2 separate regions of the Mus musculus genome follow, and region 1 is linked to region 2. A link is a loop called in an ENCODE intact Hi-C map of the cell type or tissue named here. Cell type or tissue: left cerebral cortex. All regions are shown on one strand. Links, peaks and the distances in the headings refer to the core of each region. The heading gives the core; the rest is flanking DNA.

Region 1 (10,480 bases), core at 2,462-7,461, 99 kb before region 2:
AGCACAGGACCAACACAGGTCCACAGCAGGTCCTCTGCACGTATACTATGGCTTACGGTTTAGAGTTTTTATGGATTCTTGGGCGGTTCTGATTCTTGTGCCTTCTCCTGGACCCTTTTCCTTCTGTTGATTTGTATATTCTAACTCTGAACTAATAGTTTTGCTTTTTCTTGCTAAATGTTATTTTGTCATATATTCTAAAATTAATGAGGGAATGAATGAAAACCTAGCCATAAGGGTAAAGGTTAGGAGAGGGAAAACCTTTTGTTTCCAATAGAGTAACACTGGATATGTCAACCACTCCAGGACAGGCCTCATGTTCAGGAGTAGTTGACCAGCATATAATGAACGGACTCCACAGTGTGTGTTTGTGTGTGTGTGTGTGTGTACATGCACACGAGTACTCACTTTTATTTGGTCACTGTTTGGTGGGTTATGTATTTAGTTTTTTATCCGTAGCAGGGCACAGTTTATTTTGTTTTCCTAGGTTTTGTTGTTGTAGTTTTGTTTATTGAGAAAAAAACTTGGGTGGATAGGGAAGGAGAGAGGATCTGGAAGGATTTGGGGGAGGGGAAGAATACAATCAAAATGAAATAAAATTTAATTTAATTTAATTTTGTTTTAAATAATAAAAAAATAGAAAACATGTCCACACAAAAACTTGTACACAAATGTTCACAGCAGCACTATTCATGTTAATTTGAAAGTAGAGATAATTCAAATGTCAGAGATGGTCAGCATATCAATAAAATGTGGGGACTGGAGACATGGCTCAGTGGTTAAGAGCACTGACTGCTCTTCCAAAGGTCCTGAGTTCAAATCCCAGCAACCATATGGTGGCTCACAACCATCTGTAATGGGATCTGACACCTTCTTCTGGGGTGTCTAAAGACAGCTACAGTGTACTCACATACATAAAATAAATAAATCTTTTAAAATGTGGTATTTTATATTTATACAATGGAGAATTATGGAATGGTAATAAAGAATAATGGAGCACAGCACGCAAAGGCCACATTCTTTAGCAACAGGAGATTAAGATGTGCCTAAAGCCACTTGGTGTGGAGAAAGAAACAATCAAGAATGACTGTTAATGACTACTGCTTTCCTTTAGAGGAAACCGAAATATTCTCTAATTAGGTTCTGATGGTGTTCACCTAACTCTGTAAATACACTAAAAGGCTGGATGGATGAGTTTTATGGTGTGTAGATTATATCTTACTAAAATCACTTTTAAAACATTGTGGTGGCTTGAACTCGGACTGCAGGAGTACACTGTGAGAAGCACATGTATATTTCAAAGGTAGGATGAGTAGGTTTCTCTAACATATTGTGTGTGGGCTGAGGGAAGGCAAGGACTCAAAGATTTTTTTTCTGAGTAACTGGAATTACGGAGTCAGAAACTGAGAGAAGACTGTGGGAAGCATAGTTTCAAATGATAAGTTAAAGAGTCCAGCTTGGGCATGTTGAGCTGGAGATGTCAAGTTGGTAGAAGGGAAAAATACAGCTCTCTAGCTATTTCCTGACGGTGAGTTGGACTAGCATTGTAAAACTGGGAGTTAATATATGGGTAAATTTTAAAACTATGAGATAAATAAAATCACCAAGGGGGGTGGTGTATAGCTGGAGAAGAGGAGATGTCTAGAAACTGAGCTCTGAGATAGTCCCAAGTCAAAATGTTGGAGGAGAAATAAGAACTAGCAAAGAAGACAGAAAGAACTGAAAACAGACACAAAGAGGGAAAATCAAGAGTATGCAGTTCTAGAAGCCAGGTGACAAATGTGTTTCAAAGAGGAGGTTGTGCTCAACTGTGTCACGTGCTGCTGGGAAAATCAAGCAAGATAAGAACTGAAAATTGACAGTTGCACTAAGCAACAGAGAGTCACGGAGGCCTGGAGGAATGTTACTAGAGCTAAATGGAAAAGTCGGATTGATACACATTTCAGAAAGAATGCAAGGAGATCAGTGTCATGTCTATACAGCAGCAGCAAGAATCAAAAATGCAATTAAAACTACGACAGCAGTAAAAATAGAAGGTGTCAAGAATAAATCAAACAAAATATGTGCCAGAGATCCATTGTGGAGGAAATTATAAAACTTTATCAAGATAAAGAGCCGTGTCCTGTTCAGAGGTAGGGAGACTCAATATTGTAAAGCTATCCTTTACAATCAATAGATAGTCTAAAGCAATCAATATAGCCATTGTAATTCCTATCAAAAATCTTACAGGGCCTTTCATGGAATTTGATGAGTTGCTTCTAAATTTTATATAGGTATGCAAAGAAAAGCCAGGGCATTCTTGAAGAGCAGTAAGATAGGACTTCCTCTATCAGATATTACATGTTACCATACCGCTCTAGTACTTAAAACAGTGGGGTGGGGTGAGGGTAGCTTGTGGGGGACGGGTGCCTCAGTGCAGCTGGTCATATTTGGTAGATGTGTGCACGGCAGTGGTAGGTTTACAGCTACATATTTTAGACTCCATAATTTACATGTATGTTAAGTGTTTAGGTATAGAAAATTACATACAAATATGATTTAGGTATATGAGGCATTTGTACATATCAATTATATCTTAAAATGAGAACTTGAGAGGAATTCTTTTCTTCTAAGAACTTTCAGATTGGAACCTGTAAAAACTATGATGAAAACATTTCAAATCTGCTCCTCTGGCAATTTCCAAGTACACAGCGGGCCAGTGTTAAGTTCATCGTGATCCTTCCTCCTCCTACCTGACACGCATGCCCTTTGACTAATATCTCCTCACCCTCTCCCAACCCAGAAGATATGTTCTTTAGCTTGGTTTCATCGCTTTTTAATAATGTATATGTGAAAACACCACCTCATACACTAGAAATATATACAATTGCATGGGGCAGGGAGTGAGGGCAGGTTGTTGGAGATGGAACCTAGGCCTCCATGAATGCTAGCCAAATTTCTTACTAGTGAGCCCGACCTGCAGCCATTGTTACAGCTTTTGTTGAAATTAAGGTTTTATAAAGAAAGGTTTTAAAGAGTAAAAAAACAGACTTGTAAGCAGTAGTGGACTTCCACAGCAGCTGTGTTGGTCTGGGTGCATGGCTCTCCTATTTCCCTCCTACTGCCTGTAAAAGAGGGCAGATTTCAGGAAGCTCAGTAGTACAGGAATAATCATGCCCTGTGTAGTGGCCAAGGATGTACTCAGGCACTGAGCTTCCCAGTGTTGTCATAGAAGAGCGAAATTGGACAGACTCTGACATGCTGGGTAGCTTTAGAGGTCTCTAAAGGTACAGGGCTGGAGGATGGGCAGAAACTTGAGGCGTAAAGCACCAGAGAGGTGGTTTTGTTTTGTTTTCTAATGGAATTTTCCACCAGCTCATGTGACCCAAGACAACATCCAATTCTTCCAGAGTTCTCTTCGGGGTTTAACTAGGATACACTTTGTAGTCCCTTCCAGCCTAAACAGACAAAAATTCTAAGTCTACCTGAGGGGAAAACAGCTTGCACATTTCCCCTCCTGGTCTCCAGGTTGGTGAGTAATTAACCTCCTCTCTATTGATTAGAGCTCTTCTAAGTATTGCTGAGTTGGCTCTCTAGAAGTGTAGAAAAACAAAGCCACGCGTATCTCCAAATGGCCATCCTTTAATCAGGAACTCCCATTTTCATATTTAGTTTTGAGACTATAAATAGAAGTGTAAGTGAAACTGTCCTACAGACCAATGCAGCCTGTCCTCACCCTCCATGCTGCCTGTGACAAGTGGCTTCTGGGCACTGTACAGAACCCTCCTGTGTGGTGTTCCTTCTGTGTACGTTTCCAGAAAGGAGCACCTGCAAACATCTTTACAGATGTGTCTGCCCATCTGACTTCGCTTATCTTTACATTTTTTTCCCTCTGTTTCATGGCAAGCAAACACAGCAATGACCAAAAGAGACCTCTATGTGTACAAACTGAGCTTGGTCATTGAGAGATGCACTAACAGCGATGCTAAAGAGACAGCTGGATAGATGAGTAGCGTAGCACTAGGCATCATTTGTGCCAGCTGCTTCTCGTTTTTCTTCCTTTCCAATTTGGGACTGCCCTCCCTCTGCCAGGGATGCTGAGCTGTGTAACTGCTCAGAGCCCCTGGATTGTTAGACAGTGAGCAGGGCCAGGGTGAACTGACTTCCTCATGTCAAAGCTCCCCTTGGACATAAGAGGCTCAAGCCTCCACTTTAAAACTGGAGAGGAAATCTGAAAAGTGCAGACCACTTTCATCACTTGCAGCCCCATCTTCATCCTCTCCTTGGAAATTGACTAGTGTTCTTTAAAGCAGCTTTTGCTTTTCACCCTTGAACTCCGCTTGCTTTGTTTCCTCAGCAGCACTTTTGAGGAACTAATTTATGAAGGCTACAGGGACTATGTGTTACTCTGGGTGACTCACTGGCCTATAGTCGATGCTGGGGAGCGTCTTAGAGATGAACAAAAACTGCCAAGGGTGGCTTCGGTCCAGCACCCAAATGTTCACATCATCTTCCCTGCCCCCTTTTCCATTTTAGGGTGAAAGTACTCAGGGACAAGAGGGGGAAGGGATTTATGGGAATAAATAAGATACTGTCTCACAGCCAAAGCAACATTCAGATTCTCAGCTGGCAGAGGAATTCCTGAGCCTGATCTGTAGTGAAAGCATGAGCAATCTGCTAAATGGAATGCAAAGAGAACCCAACTTAATCTCCAATCCAGACCATCTACAAGGAGTCTCTCTCGGGCAGCCAGTACTATTCCTGGAAGGCACAGCACTCGCTCACCCCAGTGGCCCCGCCCTGGCGTGAGAAACCCGGAGCTCTGCCAGTGCCAACTCAGGCTCTTATTTCTGCTGTCCAGTTGCTTTGGTGAAATAGGAGTGAACACTGCCTATCCATGAAAGGGCAACTCTGAAAGCGATTTATAAACTGTAAAGTACCAGGGAACGTCAGGTGGCCCTGTCACTCATGCATTTCTGTTCTATACTGCACTCCTTCAGTTGTCTTTCCTCATTATGGGACAAAAACCACAGAATTTTGTGGTAAGAGGTCAGGCCCTGCATATAATCAATCATGCACAAGCCCTACAACATAGAAGCATAATCGGCCTTAATTCTGTGTTTTCCCGTCGACACATGGAGAGCATTTGCCAGTCAGCGACCTCACAAAGACGTCACAGAATGGTCAAGAAATGACCCCAGAAAAGCTCTTGTTGGGGGAAAGCCGTAAAGCCTTTTGAAGGGAAAACTTTCAATTCCAAAGGGCGATTATTATTTCTTCATTGAAGTAAAAACCCTTGTGTTTATCCAGCCTTTGATTCTGATGTCAAATGTCCGATGACTCCTCAAACTCTGCTCCAAAAGAAAGAGAAGGCAGTCATGCTGGGGTCGCTGTAGCTAGTGGTGGGCTCTGCCCAAAGTGACTGGCCGGGGAGATCAAAGAGCTGAGCCTCTGTGCTTTGCAGGGTGGGTCACCCTGGGGCTGTATGAAAGAGCTTCCATCTCTGGCTCGCACCTCACCCTGGCTGCACATTTAGTAAATAAAGGAACTTGACGTTTATGTTAAATAGAAAATTAAGATCTTCATCATTTTATTCGTCCCTCTGCCCATTGTTTATTTTGAATGTATATTTAATAGCACTTTCCAGAGCAGAGCAAGACAAAGAGGGCTGTGATACCAAGCCAGGCAGGCAGGGAGTAGGCATTCCATTCCTTTCCTCCCGAGCCTCCTTTTCCCAGAGCCCATCCAGCTGACAGGTGCCAGAAGGGAAGAAATGTTAGTAAATGTTAGTTTCCAGCTCCAAAGAAGCTGTCACAAAAGGGAGACAGAACAAGAAAGCTCATAAAATCCTTCAACTGAGGGATGTAGCGAGACCTATCTAATTACACGAGATTAGAAACGGTTTAACTTGTTGAGAATGTGCTACATGTGGAATGAAAGAAAATGACACCTCCAGCGCCCTGTAATGATACTGTATTGGGAGGGAAGCACAAAGGGTTTGTTCACGCTATCAGTAACACCAGTTTTTCTCATCCAAACAGTTTAGCCACATCTGGTTTTAATATGGTGGTCTAAGTGAAGTCAGTTAACTTTTCACCCACTGCTCTGGCCCTCCTTTTGCTTCCTTCGAATACAGTTCCATTTGTATTGGCATTGTCCTCTCGCCCATGCCTCTGCAAGCTGACCAAGGCAGGCGGGGGGCGGGGGGGAGTGGGGAGATTATGCTCAGAAACTGTGCTTATCTCTGGACTCTGGAGGGTTTTACTGTTCAAATAGCATGTTGTTTTGGAAGCAAGGCCTAGTCTTTGTTTCAGCTAAACTCAACAGAATTTAGATGTGTCCTTCTACCTAATTCATTAAGCTACCAATACTAAATAAGAACTCCCTCAGTTGTTTGTGAGTTGTGAAACATCTTAGTTTGGTTTGGTTTTTTTAACAGAAAGGCAAAGATCACCCTGATTACTTTTTTATGTCGTGTCAGGAATCAAACCCGGGGCTTTGTACTTGCTGAGCAAGCACACCACCACTGAACTGGACCCCCGCCCCTCATCTCAGGTACTCCCAACTAGAATGTTTTGGGAAGTCTGGCACCCATCTAATGGGTCTCTGGCAAATATAGAATTGATTAGGCATTGTTGTGCCTGTGTTGGAGGAAAAGGACCTTTGGTGACTGTACCCCAAGGGGGCAACAAGATGGGCATATTTCTTATAAAAGCAGAACTTTCAAGCTATAAAATGCATTCCAGTAGACATCCATTTATATTGTATACAAACCGCTAGAAAGGGGGGTTTAATTCCCCACATTCTAAAATCAGTAGACTTTTATAAATGGCTATGATGAAAGGCCATGATTCAAAAATTATTTAGTCCTAAGATACTAAATAATATTTACAGATTTTGCCATATTTAAATTTTTACCACATAGCACCTTCATGTGCAGCAAATTCAAAACCCTAAGCTGTTAGGAGCTATCCAGTCTAAAGACAAGGCACAATTAAAATTGTATTCCACTTGGTTCTTCTTAGGGCCTTTTGCTGTGTTCTGAGCCTTGCTGGAATGCCGATGGTGGTTGGAAAAGGAGTGTAAAATGACAGCCAGGTCCTCTGAAAGTTATCAAATCTTTCAGGTCACTTCTGGTATATTCTTTCTTACCTGAAAGTAATAGACAAGGCACTTCCGAAGCAAATTTCTTACCCAAAGAAGCCACTATCAGTGAAGTACTTTATGCCCTCTGGTAGGGCAGAAGGGGTGATACTTTTAGGCACATGTAACAGTTTGTATCTGGAATATTGCAAAGACATTCATATAAGGCTGGTGCCTACTGCTGTGGTACCATATAGAAGGACTAGCCAGAAGTCTTGTGTGTAGCCTTAACTTAAGAGAAATGGCATATTTACTACATTCAAAGCCAGCAGCCTTTACTGAACATATACTATGTGCAAGGTCTCGTTAGGTTACTCTGGCATGCTCTGTAACATATTAATAGATGTCTTTTGCATGTTGACTGGACAGCTTCAGCAATCATTTACAGATTACTGTCACTCACAGGCATTGTGTTGGGGATCCCAAGATAAGTCAGAGGTTTGCCCTTACCTATAGACTCTAGCTCAGAGTAAAGCGCAAGGAACCATAGGCAGTATGTGAATAGAGAATCCATGCAAAGAGCTCTGTGTTTAGAAGGGAATAATTAATTTTCTTAGAGGAGTGTCAGAAGGGTTTCACAGAGAAGATGTTATTTGAACTCTATCTGAAAAGGGTAGGTAGGATTTCAAGAGGCAGACAGGAGAAAAGGAAAGGAATTCCAAGCCAGTGGAACAGTGTGGGCAAATACTTATTAAACTATGCAGCTCTTTTTATCATCACTGGGAGAAGGCAAATATAAGTTGCACTAGTGTCAAGTTTGGATTTGCTTGTCATGATTACATTGTCATTTTAAAATACACGACATGATATTTTAAGGCAATGACAAGAAAAGGCCTGGTGGATTTGAAAGTTCTCCTTATTAAGCTGTGATGCTTATCTAGTGGCTTGCACATAGCAGGCCCTCAATAAATGCTCGCTGAATGATGAGACCCATATCTCTTTCCATTTATAAATTACTGCTCTGTCACGGATCGGCTTACAAAGCCAGACTTCCGCCTGGGAGTTAGGAACTGGTGTTCACAGTTCTGCTCTCTGTCACCTCTGCCTTCCCTGCTTTCAAGAAGAGTGAGTGGCACCGGAGCCTAGCTGTGCTTGTAAGAAGCAGGGGAAACAGCCCTTGCTTTCGCTCCTCACTGACACTTTCTATGTGGAGGGCTTGGGGATGCTTGAATTCTAAAAACAAAATGCCATTGAAGTGGGCCAGTCCTAGTGTGGGTGACATAAAGCTTGGTGTCCTAAGAATGTCAGTCATCTTAGCTAATATGGATAAGGAGTGCTCACATTTTAAGTTTTATAATAGAATCTAAATATGATTGATCAAACATTTTATATGGCAATAATAAAGATATGAGTTGTCTCCACTGAACAGCCTTGACAGTGAAATGCAGTAATGCTTAGCCTCTTTTTAAGAAGAAGAAGATAAATTTTTATTATTTTTATAAATTATGCAATAACCTTTAGAGAAGTAATAAATTTTTTGCCTTGAAAATCACCAGGGAATAGATGACAGAGAATGTAGTTTAACATAAACCATTTGCAAATTATATGCAGGTCCACTTGTAACCCTTTTATTGGGTGTCTGAATTGACTCTTTGGGAAAATTCCTATCAGAGAATCTTAACATTGCAGACTCTGAAATGTATCAAAAATGTACTTCTTCAGTTTTAACCCTTAGCAGCTATGTGGCTGGCGCTTTCAGGTCTAATCTCTATAGCTACACCTTTCTAGTGGCCACAATACCAGGCCATAGACTATAAGTTTTTCAGCCCTGGAGATGCACTGAGTAAGTTCATCCCACAAAGTCATTGGGTGCCTTCTGGAGCTGGCATGGTGCAGATTGCTAAATATGTAGCAATAAATAGTGATATATATCCCTGCCCTCTATTGCACCCTTAGCCCAGTGAAATAGTGTGTTGTCTCTTGGGTCAATGTCCCCTCCAAAAAGCTGCTTCCAGTTGGCCTTTCTTTGCTTAAGCATTAAGGCATTAGCTTCCTGTTTTCCCAAAGAAAGGCAAGAACTTTTGTCCCTGGTGCATGGTGTCATCCTTTTAAGTTTCATATAGGGGGCTGGAAAGATGGCTCAGCAGTTAAGAGCACTGGTTGCTCTTCCAGAGGTCCTGAGTTCAGTTCCCAGCAACCACATGGTGGCTCACCACCATCTGTAATGAGATCTGATGCCCTCTTCTGATGTATCTAAGGACAGCTACAATGTACTTGTATACCTTCCTAATACTGCAACCCTTTAATATAGTTCCTTATGTTGGGGTGACACCCCCACCCAACCAAAAAATTATCTTCATTCCTACTTCATAACTATAATTTTGCTACTGTTATGAATCATAATATAAATACTTTTGGAGATGGACCGGTCATGAGCCACGGGTTGAGAACCACTGTTCTAGATGCTAAGTTTTATACTCTTTGGGGGATTGTGGCATGGCACAAAGAACATGGGGTTTTGTAACGCTGAATCATTTGGGGCTCTTTAACAAGCAACATGAACCTTGGGTCGTTTCTCCAGACTCCCAGAAGCTTACTTTCCTCATTCTAAAATCAGTGCTCCTCAAAGCCACTTGGCGGGGTGGTTATGATAAGTGCGCGCAGTGGGTAGAAAGCACTTCATGCCAAGTCAGTGATGGCAACCAGGCTTAGGAAGTAAGACATCTAGATTTTGAGCCCAGGTCCTTCTGAATGAAAACTGTCTAGGTAGAGGTTCTCTGCTTCCTTATAACGGCTCTGAAAGTCCTGGATTCCATTCTGTCTTAGCTAAGACTCTATAATAGAAGGGCTGAAGAAACAACACAGCTGAAGAAATAAATGGATAGAAAGAAAGAAATATGCTAATGTGTTTAGGGACACTTAGGACATCTGTGACGGCTAGCACCAATTCCAGTCCCACAACCCTTTCCTCACTGTGAACACTCAGCATATCCCCTGTGAGGTTACATCTAGTTCTTCTGGAGCATTTGCTGCCCACCACTGTGGCCTCCACATAGGTGCTTCTTGAGGGAGCTTATGGCTGAGTAGAAAAGCAGAGGCTGCATCAGACAACCAGTTAGGGGAATGGCACAACATAGTGCATAAACAGCTATCCATAATGGAGCTAAAACTAAGTGTATTATCACCGGCTATCAAAACTAAATCCCATAAGATGCAAAACCATAAACAACAGGGATTTGTTTTCTCACAGTTCTGGGGACTGGGAGACGAAAGTGAAGGTGCTGGCATAGTCAGCTTGTTCGATAGCTCTGAGACAGCTGCCTTAGCAGCATGTGTTCCCATGGCCTTTCCTCAGTACTATGTGGTCTCTTTTCATATATAGACACTCTTGTTTGTTTGTTTGTTTGTTGTTGTTGTT
Region 2 (10,480 bases), core at 3,273-8,272:
CACATACACTGTGGCAGATACAAAAGGGGACATAGGCACACATGCACACATATACCAAATAAGTAAATTCAATTAAAAGAGTAATGTATTATATAAATATAGAGAAAAATAATTCAGAATTATGCCCCTTACTGGCACTATCATCTTTTGGGTGTTTCTCTGACAATTGCTTTATTCACAGTATTAATTTTGGAGGTTTTATACCCTCTGCACCACCATCATATTTATGCAACTTTGTACCCAGGGTCTTCTATCCAATATTTTGTTATGAATAAAAGTTTTTAAAATCAGGATTTTGGAAATGGTGGTTAAAGTACTAAAGCAAACTTCCTAGCCATGGACCTTTATGGTTGGTTTCAATTACAAACAATTCTTCATATGTGTGTATATTTATATTTATATTTATATTTATCCCTGCTGTTCTGGAATTTGTTGTGTAGCCCAGGCTGGCCTGGACTCACTGTGTAATCCAGACTGGTTTAGAACTAGTGATCCCGTCTCAGCCTCTAGAGTACTGGAATCACAACTGTGGGTCACCACGTTGGCTTTTCTAAATACTTGAATAAAAGTGTTTACAGGGGAGCAGAAGAGATGGCTCAGCAGTCAGGAGTACTTACTGCTCTTGCAAAGGACCGGGGTTCAGTTCCCAGCACTCACATAGCAGCTTATAACCATCTGGAACTCCCCTCTTCTGGCCTCTGAGGGCTCCTGCATACATGTGTTGCAAATTAAATCACAAACGCACACACATACACATAATTTTTTAAATTTAAATTTGTACTTTTAAACCTTCCTATACAAATATTGAGTATATTTTTGGAGACCACTTTTACATTTATAGGCTGACCTATAAAATGTGATTATTGCCAGGCAGGATGGTGGCACATGCTTTTAATCCCAGCACAGATCATTGTGCTGAGGCAGAGGCAGGCAGATCACTGTGAGTTCGAGGCCAGCCTGGTCTACAAAGTGAGTTCCAGGACAGCCAGGACTACACAGAGAAATCCTGTCTTGAAAACCCAAACCAAACCAAACAACAACAACAAAAAACCCATAACATGTGATTATCTTTTATTCATCCTATTTTTATTCCTGTCCAGGCAGCTTTTGTTGTAGTAAGTGGAGTTTCTTTCTACATTTATAGATGTCTTCATCCCCTTCTCAGTCTGGTATTTAAATTACTAGGTCAGCAAGTGTTCTTGAAGTGTGTAAGATGAGACAGGGATAGGGCCAAAGAATCACAAAGCACATTACAATACTAATCCCAGCATGCGCTAGCCATTTTACTACACTGTCAGCACCAATCAATCAAACTAAAGCTTTTCTTCTTAACTCTTACAGATTATGTAAATTTGTTATGATATCCATTTAATAGGGAAACTGAGCACACATATACCAAACAACACAATTGATTACCCTAAGACCACACAGGTAGCAAATGGCAGAGGAGGGATTTAATCCAGGCCATTAACCCCTGAACCTTTACTCTGGACTGCTTCTTTGCCTACCAAGGCAGCAGAGTGTAAGGGTGTAGTGTAAAGACTGCAGCCAGCCGGGCGTGGTGGCGCACGCCTTTAATCCCAGCACTTGGGAGGCAGAGGCAGGCGGATTTCTGAGTTCAAGGCCAGCCTGCTCTACAAAGTGAGTTCCAGGACAGCCAGGGCTATACAGAGAAACCCTGTCTCGAGAAACCAAAAAAAAAAAAAAAAAAAAAAAAAAAAAGCCTCACTAGGGTCAAAACTCCCTTCCTCTTGCCTGTGCCAGCTTGGGCACCTCTCTGAGGCTCTTTCCCCTTTGGTAAATCCTAGGAGCTAAGTGAATCCCCGGCTCGTGGCTAGCACTTAGAAGGTTATTGCTGGCTGAGCATTTCTTCTACCTTGGCTTCACAGGGGCATGGTCTAGGGGCATGGTCTAGTTGCCAACTTGGAGAAAAGAGTTTAGCGGAACTCCGAGATAGCCTGGGGCCAGAGATCTGAGACAGCCTGGGGCCAGCTGGGAAGTCAGTCATCCAAGGCATATTTGCCTAGAAATGCAAATGTCTTCTTTGCCCCCTCTCAGCTTCTGCCACTAACCTCAACTCCCATTCCCCCAAAAGGAAATAGATGGCTTTTCTGCTTCAATGCTGAGTGCTAAAAGCCCTTCTCATTCCTACTCCATGGGAGGTGGCCAGTGGAGATGACAGGAAGTCACCGGTGGTGTAGGGGGCTTTCTGGAACTTGGGCATATAGAAATGTGATGGAGGGCACACCTTTTCTGCCCTTCAATGATCCGGATGGGGGAAGGGGCTAGCTGTTGAGCAACTGCTCCGGAGACACTCCAGAAGCTGAGATGAACATATGCCTCTTTCTAACAATTGGCCTGGGAGCCATCCAATAGATGGAGGGCGGATCCACGGGTCCGGGATCCGGAGCCTGCAACCCAGCTGCATCTGCAGTTTAGGAACCAGCTCTAGAGTCCAACAAGAGGAGAAGGGGGCAGGTCAGGGGTCCAAATTAGCAACTGTAATTCAAAAGCCTAAGTCCATTCCTCTACTGATTGCTTTCACAAAAACTTTTTCTCATCTTCGGCAAATATTAAGGAGGCTTTGGAAGGGTGCCTTGCCTGCTACCCCAGTAGAGCTTTGGGATCCCTATAGATTGTACCTTTTCTCAACAGGGAACTAGGCACAACCCACAATCCAAGTGGAAAAGTGTAGCGATGGTGTGGGGAGTGTGGTTGTTTCCCCGATTTTGAGTTGGAGCAGAGTGGGAGGGGCCAAAGCAATCAGCAATGAAGAGAGGCAGCTTTTCAGCCTACCAAGGGGAAAGGGTCCCCTAATTACTCAGGGTACTCACCCCAGCTTCCTCCAAATGCCAAAGAAGGGCCTAATTCTGTGCCTCCATTTGTGCCCCCTCTTTGTCAGCAAGCCGGTCATTTCATCAACAAACACGACTCTGTTAGAAGAGCAAATTAAGGACACTTTGCGATCCTAAAAAAAAAAAAAAATCAGAAAGAAAAAAGATCTTCAGGTCATCAAAGCCAACTAAAAAGACACAAGACACAGACAGTGAAATGACTCTGTAACAGTCCTCCCCCCACTCACACCCCCTTTTCCTTAACATCGTACTTTTTCAAACGACAATGTTTTCCAAACAGTATAAACTGAATTGTTGAATGGAAGGAGTGTGTGTGTGGACGGTGGGGGGGGGGGTGTAGGGTGGGAATGGGGGAGGCTTGATTAGAGGACAGTAATCCTGGTGGCCTTCCTGCAAGGGGTGAATGAGGTGAGAGTTTCTACCCACAGGGAACATGCCTTGAAATGAGAAGCCCCAGATATCTTTCAGTGAGGATTGTAAGACACCTTACCAACACAAGAGACGTGCTCTACGTGCAAGATGTTATTCTTGCTAGATGTGAATAATTATATAATCATAATAAAATAACCTGGCATCGTGGCAAGAGGAATCTCTGCGAACTCAGTGGCAATCTTTTCGAACCCGCTGCCTGTTCTTGGCTTTTCCGTGAGCCATGTGAGTTGCATGCATGCACCTAGCCCCACGGTCCGGTAGAACAGCATTTCCCAGCGTCGTCGCATCCTGCCAGCCTCCTTCTGCCCTGGATGACCACAGGACAGAAAGCCTTGAAACCAACCTTGGGCCTTGAGGGAAGCCACCGCTGCCATATGATCTCTCTAAGTGCCCCTGCACAAAATGTAGGGAGTTTAGGGGGTAAGGGACACGCCAACCTCGGCCATTCCACGATGAGAAGACATAGCTCAAAAAGAGCAAACCGGCTCGGAGGAAGCCCTGCAGAAAACTAAGACCCGTGCCTTGCCTACACCGTCCCGTGTGCAAGTCCCTCTTCTGGACCTTTCCCTAAGCCAACAGCTCTTCTCTCTATCCATTGAAGCCCGTCCTGGCGACCCACTTGATTTAGGTCAGAAAACAGACACTAACAGCTCTCCCTCGCCTCGGTAAAATTACTAAGTGGAATTTATTGGGCAAGTCCATGCAGGGTGGTGGGGAGAGCCCACGTCCCAGGTTCGGGCTGTCACTAGTTTTAGAAAAACAAGTATAGGCCAGAGCACTGGGCGAGAAGTGACCATAATCAGAGACCATCAGCCCCACCCCAGTAGCTGCGTCGTGCCCCCAGGGCTGAGGGACAGGAGGGGACGCACGCACTCTGTTCCCTAGCCCGCCCTTTGCTTTCACAAGATCCACGGTGACTGCACCAGCTCGAGCGCCTTTAAAGGGCCACACACGCCAGCCCGCCGCTATAAAATGTTCCCGGCGGCACAGCTGCAGAAGTGCGCTGCCGAGCTGCGGTGAGGAAGCTAGCTCCGCCCGGCTGCTCCTCCCACAACCTATCGGCGCGGGGCTGCTCCTGGCAGAGAGGACCAGACGCGAGGAAGGCACAGCACCCACTCGGGCCCTCCGTAAGTATCCAGTTCAGATTTTGCCACCAACTCGCCCACGAGCCAGGACATGTGCTAATAATGCTCTAAGCTGGTTATAAAGACGTGAAAATTGGGGGGAGAGGGAAAAAAGGGGGGAAAGGGGTCTGTCCTTCCTGGGATTCCTAGCCGAGGCCAGCCTGCTGCTGTGTGCTTGTGCGCCAGGGCTCTACGGGAGGCAGTGGGGGCTTAAGAGCCCGGTCCCCGCGCCGAGAACCAAGCGTGGTGGCTGTGATCGCCACCGCCCCGGAGTCCGGGCGCCGGAGCTGCGGGCCGGCAAGAGCGCGGGTCGGGGCAGCTCGGCGCTGCCCGGTGCGGTGCGGCGGCGCGGCGCGGCGCGGCGGTGCAGGCTTTTCCCAGGCGCCCTGGGGTCGCGTGGCCGCCCGTGCGGCTGGGGACTCTGAAGCGAGTGGCTAGCGGCGGCGGCGGCAGTGTGCGTGCCAAGGGGGCTCGGGGCTAGGTCGCTTCGTCCGTACCTCAGCTCCTGTGAGCTTTCCTCTCCCGGGCAAGCAGCTTCGCGGAGGTAAGCCGGGCCGCCCGGCAGGACGCTGGGCTGGGCAGCAGGGGCCGAGGGCACCGGAGGCGGCCAAGCTGGCCGCGGGGCTGGGGGACTTGTTTGCTGCCGGAGCTGCCGGGCAGAGGGGCGGCAGCCCGGGCCGGCCCGCGGGACGCGGAGCCCACTTGTCCGGAGAAACCCGCAGCACATCCACTCCGGCGCCCGCGCTTTCTCCGGCTCTGCTTCCCCGACTTTGCCAATACCCAGGACTGCATCAGGCCGCTCGGGGGCCGCACAAAGCTCTTGTTTCCTGGGGGGCTGGAAGCGAGAAGGGCTTCTGGCTGAACTCAGCCAAGCTGCGTGCTGCAAGTTGGAACATTCTGGCAACTTGCTTTCCCCACGCAGCACGACCCCCGTGCACACGCCCCTCTCGGGGGAAGCGGCCGCGCGGCGCCCAGCCTCTGCCTCACGGGGAGCCTGATCAGGGGCGGGACAGCTAGTCTGAACCATGCCACTTTTAACGTTGTGACCTTGGGTTAAGTTATCGCACCCACCTCGGCACCTCGAATCTTTGCTAGCCAGCTGCGAGCAGCGGCAGCAGCGGACGCTCCGAGGGCGCTCGGAAGTGTCTGTGAGGCGCGCGAGCCACTGCCGCTGGCGCCAAAGTGCGCCCCCGCGCGCGGAGACGCTGCGGGTCCCCAAAGTCGCGCTGACGCGGAGACCCCGTGCTTCGTCGCCTGTCTGCTTCTGAGCACCTGAGGTAAAGGACGCTTGGAGCCCTCCGGCACTGGTGCTCGCGCCTGGCGTGCCGGGCTCCGTTCGGCCAAGCCCGCCTCGGTGGCTCTCTCCGGGCGCGTCGAGGAGGCCCCGGCGAGCTGTCCGTAAACAAGGGGCCTTTAGTTTTAAGGTGGCGAGTCTAGCTGGGCTGCTTGGAGAGCGTGCAAGCCAAGCCGCAGTGCTGTTTGGACATTTAGATTTCTCAGTAGCAATGGAGGTGGAGTATACCGGTTGGTGCCATTTTAACTTTTGCTCTCGGGACAGGTTCGAGATGACCCCCCCCCACCTGCCGCGCTCTTCCCACCCCACCCCCCTTCTCTTTCCTCTTCTCACCCTCCAACAGCGTTGGCGAAGGCTTTCTCGGAGGGTAGCCAGGCGAGGCCGGGCGGCGGGAGGGAGGCAGGAGACGCGAGCCGCGGAGTCCGCACTTGTTGCGCCGCTTTTTTTTTTTTTTTTTTCCCCGCGGAGCCTCGCCGCTGCTCCGCGGTCACCACTTCGTGGCTCGGAGCAGACCCAGACATCCGTCAACCAAGTTTTTTCCCTCAAATGAACGGAAGGGTGGGGTAGGAGACAGAAACTGGGGTTGTTGGGTGGGGGTGGGGGGTATGCAATCGCCTCTTAGACGGACTCCGGAGCTTCCCGAGGGGTGCGGGCTGGCGCGCCACGAGGGAAATGTTACAAGAGCCTGCCCGGCGAGCCCACACCAGAACACACGCACTTTCCTCATATTTCCCCCGCCCCTTCTTGTTGCTCTTGGGTTTTTTTTTTTTTTCCTTTTTTAGTACACTGGGGTACGAGTAGCGCACGGGAGAAAGAAGATGGATAGGAAGATGAAGCGATGAGGAACTTGAAATAGTGGCAGGGCAGTGCTGGCCCTCCTGACGACGGTGCACCTTAGGCGCCCTTGTCTTGAGATAGATGGCTGAAATATCCTAGGGTTGCCTCTTCAGTCAAGCAGTGGTGCGGAACCCAGCAAGTGCCTCTCCCTTACCCCCACCCCCACCCCACCCCCGTGTTTTCTCTTTTGCTTCCATCCTTTTCCCCCCAGTAGGCTGATATCAAAAGGGGGAAAATAGGGGGATAATGGTAACTTTAGAAGCCAGCACATTCTTAATGACCACTGGGAGTAAGAAGGAGGGTAGAGTCCTAGCAAATTCTAGCCCCTTTGAGAAATGACTGTTGGGGTCCTTAATTTTCCCAGTTTGAGGAGGGTGTTTTGTTTTATCTTGCCCCCCCCCCTCGTTCCCTTATCTCTTTTGCACTTGGGCAAGAGAATCCATCCATGGCTTTAGTAGCCATCTGGGTAAGTTCAGGTATGACGACTTGGCCAATGGTTAGAAGAGGCCTGTGGCATAGGACTACTAGATGATGCTCTCCAAACTGCTGCTGTTGCTTCCCTGCTAAAACCCAGAGGATTTTCCCTCCAGGAAGAATCCTTTCTTCTCTCAGCCACACATGGGTGTGGCCTGGTTCTGGGTTCTGGGACACTTGTCCTAGGAAAGCCCAATCTAAGAATTGTCTTGTAGAAGCTTGAGATATGGAGGAACTGGGCTATCCCAGTTATGCTATGGGGTTCCTGCTGCCTTGGGGTCTCCAGAACACCCTGATCTTCTGTCTTTTTGTAGGCATGGCCCAAGACAGGGCTTTGGAGACTTACTACATCTTCCTTCTTCTAAATTCTCATTTTTTCCCAGTCCCACTGAAGACCTGGATGCTAGTGGTCCATTGCCATGGTATACTGCTTTCTCAGGAACATGCCTGCTCTCAGAACCAGAAACAAACAGTGTCACCCCTACCTCTGGACTCTGAAATAACCTGGATGAGGAAATGTCCATGTGTCCTCTCTTGGCATTGTGGGTCACTGTTAGACCCTGGCTGAATAGAACATGCCCCTGGCCCAGGACAGAGTGAAAGCTGTCTCTGCTCTTGGGCCCAGGTGCTCTCTGTTTTGAGTTTAACTCTATCAGCATCCTTGTGTAGCTGAATGGATTCACCCCGACTTGGAATTTTCTAGTTCTCCCTTCACCTTTATTATTTCTTCTCTTTTACTTGCAGACCAACAGGCCCAGCTGGCGGCATCAACTGCCACCGATTTATCGGACTTCTGCCCAGGCTCTGAAATGCCAACTATGTCGAGGCCTGCACTTGATGTCAAGGGTGGCACCACCTCTGGGAAGGAGGTGAGTTTTATCATTTTACAGATGGAGATACTAAGGCATGGAAAGATGGACTTTAGGGAAGGAGGTCACGCACCTGGCCTTCCTAGGTGTGGCCTATAGCCGCACTGCTTGACCAGAGAAGATACAGCAGGGCTTCGTCTGGGGAAAATGAGAATAACTTGTTCAAAAGTGGTTGAATCAAACTCACTAGGGGTGTTGAAAGAGACAGCAGGAAATGGGTCAAAGAAGCAGAATTGGAACAAGACCACTGTGATAAAGTGATTATAGTGAGGCTGAGAAGAGAGAAAACGGGGTGCCCTTTTTAGACAGGGGAGCACATGGAGTAGCAGGGGAGGGAGGCCCACTTCCAGTAATGTGGTCTCCAGTGCTACAGCTAAGGTCTAAACTTAGGAATCAGAACCACAATAGCAAAAGAAACCTAACTGTCCAGGGCTCTTCCTACCACCTACCCACTAACTCCAAATATAGAGCATTCAGGAGCATTCCAGATCCCCGTGAATTCCAAAGGAAAAGTCAGGAGGATGGCTACTATGGTATGCCTTTCTGTCTTCTAGGATGCCAACCAGGAGATGAACTCTCTGGCCTACTCCAACCTTGGAGTGAAGGATCGCAAGGCAGTGACTGTCCTGCACTACCCCGGGGTCACCGCAAATGGAGCCAAAGCCAACGGAGTTCCCACTAGCTCCTCTGGATCGACATCTCCAATAGGCTCTCCTACTGCCACCCCTTCTTCCAAACCCCCATCCTTCAACCTGCATCCTACCCCTCACCTGATGGCCAGCATGCAGCTTCAGAAGCTTAATAGCCAGTACCAAGGGGCTGCGGCTACTGCTGCTGCTGCCCTCACTGGTGCAGGCCTACCAGGGGAGGAAGAGCCCATGCAAAACTGGGTCACCGCCCCTCTGGTAGTGGGAGGGTCTCCGGGATCTGTCTCTCCTCCTGCTGGTGCCCAGAGCCCTGCTCTCATTGATTCTGACCCGGTGGATGAGGAGGTGCTGATGTCTCTGGTGGTTGAATTGGGGCTAGACCGAGCCAATGAGCTTCCCGAGCTGTGGCTGGGGCAGAATGAGTTTGATTTCACTGCAGATTTTCCCTCTGGCTGCTGATGGCAAGTGCCCCTAAAAAAATGAGGAAAAAAAGCCACCGATTCTGTTGTAAATAAAAGTTAACTTGCAAAGAGATAACTGCCTGGGTGTGTTCTTCATAGGGGGGTCTAAAGTTGGGGGCTGCAATTCTGAGGTTGCAAGAGCCTGAGGGGTGTGGGAGGGCTGGCCCAGATGGCCTCTGAACTTCTGCTACCACCACTGCCCTTATCTCCTCAAGAGTCCTGGTACTTAGCTTCAATTTTCTAAGACTCCACAAACACTGTCCTATTGAAGAAGACTGGCCACGGGAGCGTCTGGTGGCCAAGACACTCTAAGAAGACATGCGTCAAATATGTCTGCAGCTTCCTTGCCATCGGCACATCATTGGTACGTGGCATATGCTCCCAACTCTAAAAGCCAGCAATCCAGGGTTGCATCTATGGCTCAATAGTTAAAAGCACTTACTGCTTTTGCAGAGGACTGGGGTTCAGTTCCCAGCACCCACATGGTTGCTCACAACCATCTGTAATTCCAGTTCCAGGGATCTGACACCCTCTTCTTAGCTCCAGCATCAGAGATGCATGTGGTACACATATATACAGGCAAAACACATACACATAAGTCTTTTTTTTTTAAAGTCAACAATTCAACTGACCCATTTAGGACTATTCCTTTACCCTTTCTACAGCAGACAGGATCAAACATTCTACAACCAAGCATTCAGAGACTGTCAAACCCCTCAGACAACTCCTTATCCCTCCCCTCCAAGCCTAGAAGAGTCCAAGCTGGCCTGTATGCTCCCCAATTCCTACATCCTTGGCCTATTCTGTGTGAGGACATCCTGTTTGGGCTTGTCTCTCCAACTTAAAAAGTATAAATGAGGCCCAGCCTTGACAATTTCAATGATCAGAGATCTCTTGAGGCAGTGACTTCAAAAGCATGCCAAGTGGCAAGATATTAGCACTACCCCAGATCCTGGGTCATAATGCAGCCCTGGTATCATATATGGGCTAGAAACTGCAGCCCACATTCCAAACTCCTGAAGATGTTCTTTCGCGAACACTGAAAATTATTAGCCTCTGAGGAGCAACTTGAGGCTTGTCCCATAGTGAGCACAGTCAAGAGGCTTACTAATAAAGGCACTCATTGAATTCAACCCTCCCTGAGTACCTGCTCAAGGTCAAGCATTTTGCTAGACACTGGGAATATGAATTAGATAAGGTTTGTGCCTTTGAGTGTGTTTCCCATCTCAGAAAGAAGGGCACAAACCAGTATTCTCCAGAACACAGGGGACAGTGTTATCTGATCCCTGAAAAAGAAATAGCTCTATCTACCTGGGATGCTTGGGTAAGGTGTTCTAGTATTGAACTGTTATTTGCACATATCACAAGTAATAAATACACAATATGATCTCATTATTAAAAAAAAAAGTAGAGGGGCTAGGGAATGTGGCTTAAGGTAGAACACTTGCTTAGCATGCATGAGTTCCTGCGTTCCAGTCCCAAAATGG

What was found. Hi-C counts contacts between places; a loop is a spot of excess contacts. Peaks named below come from ENCODE experiments on the same cell type or tissue, not always from the same donor. Only the 100,000 strongest peaks of a DNase experiment are listed, where the experiment ranks them.
Region 1: a loop joins it to region 2, with 2.6 times the contacts of the local background. A loop is called at or near these places in 6 of 42 quality-filtered maps.

Annotation. Positions count from the first base shown.
Region 1 is chrX:102,344,491-102,354,970 of GRCm38, reverse strand. All of the region lies in intron 9 of Hdac8 (histone deacetylase 8), which reads left to right. All of the region lies in intron 2 of Gm32262 (a long non-coding RNA gene), which reads right to left. Among named protein-coding and RNA genes, the nearest start is that of Gm32262, 53 kb to the right of the region's middle. In left cerebral cortex, for the core only: no CTCF peak of the experiment used is centred there; a DNase peak (open chromatin) is centred at 4,614.
Region 2 is chrX:102,245,968-102,256,447 of GRCm38, reverse strand. It overlaps Cited1 (Cbp/p300-interacting transactivator with Glu/Asp-rich carboxy-terminal domain 1), which reads left to right and starts at 4,267. Exons shown (of 3, transcript NM_001276466.1): 1 at 4,267-4,414; 2 at 7,761-7,885; 3 at 8,440-9,070. The coding sequence starts at 7,826. The coding sequence ends at 8,991. It overlaps Gm14858 (predicted gene 14858), which reads right to left and starts at 3,797. Exons shown (of 3, transcript NR_040285.1): 1 at 3,424-3,797; 2 at 2,835-2,968; 3 at 1-8. In left cerebral cortex, for the core only: no CTCF peak of the experiment used is centred there; DNase peaks (open chromatin) are centred at 3,980, 4,341, 5,236 and 5,685; H3K4me3 peaks cover 2,539 bases.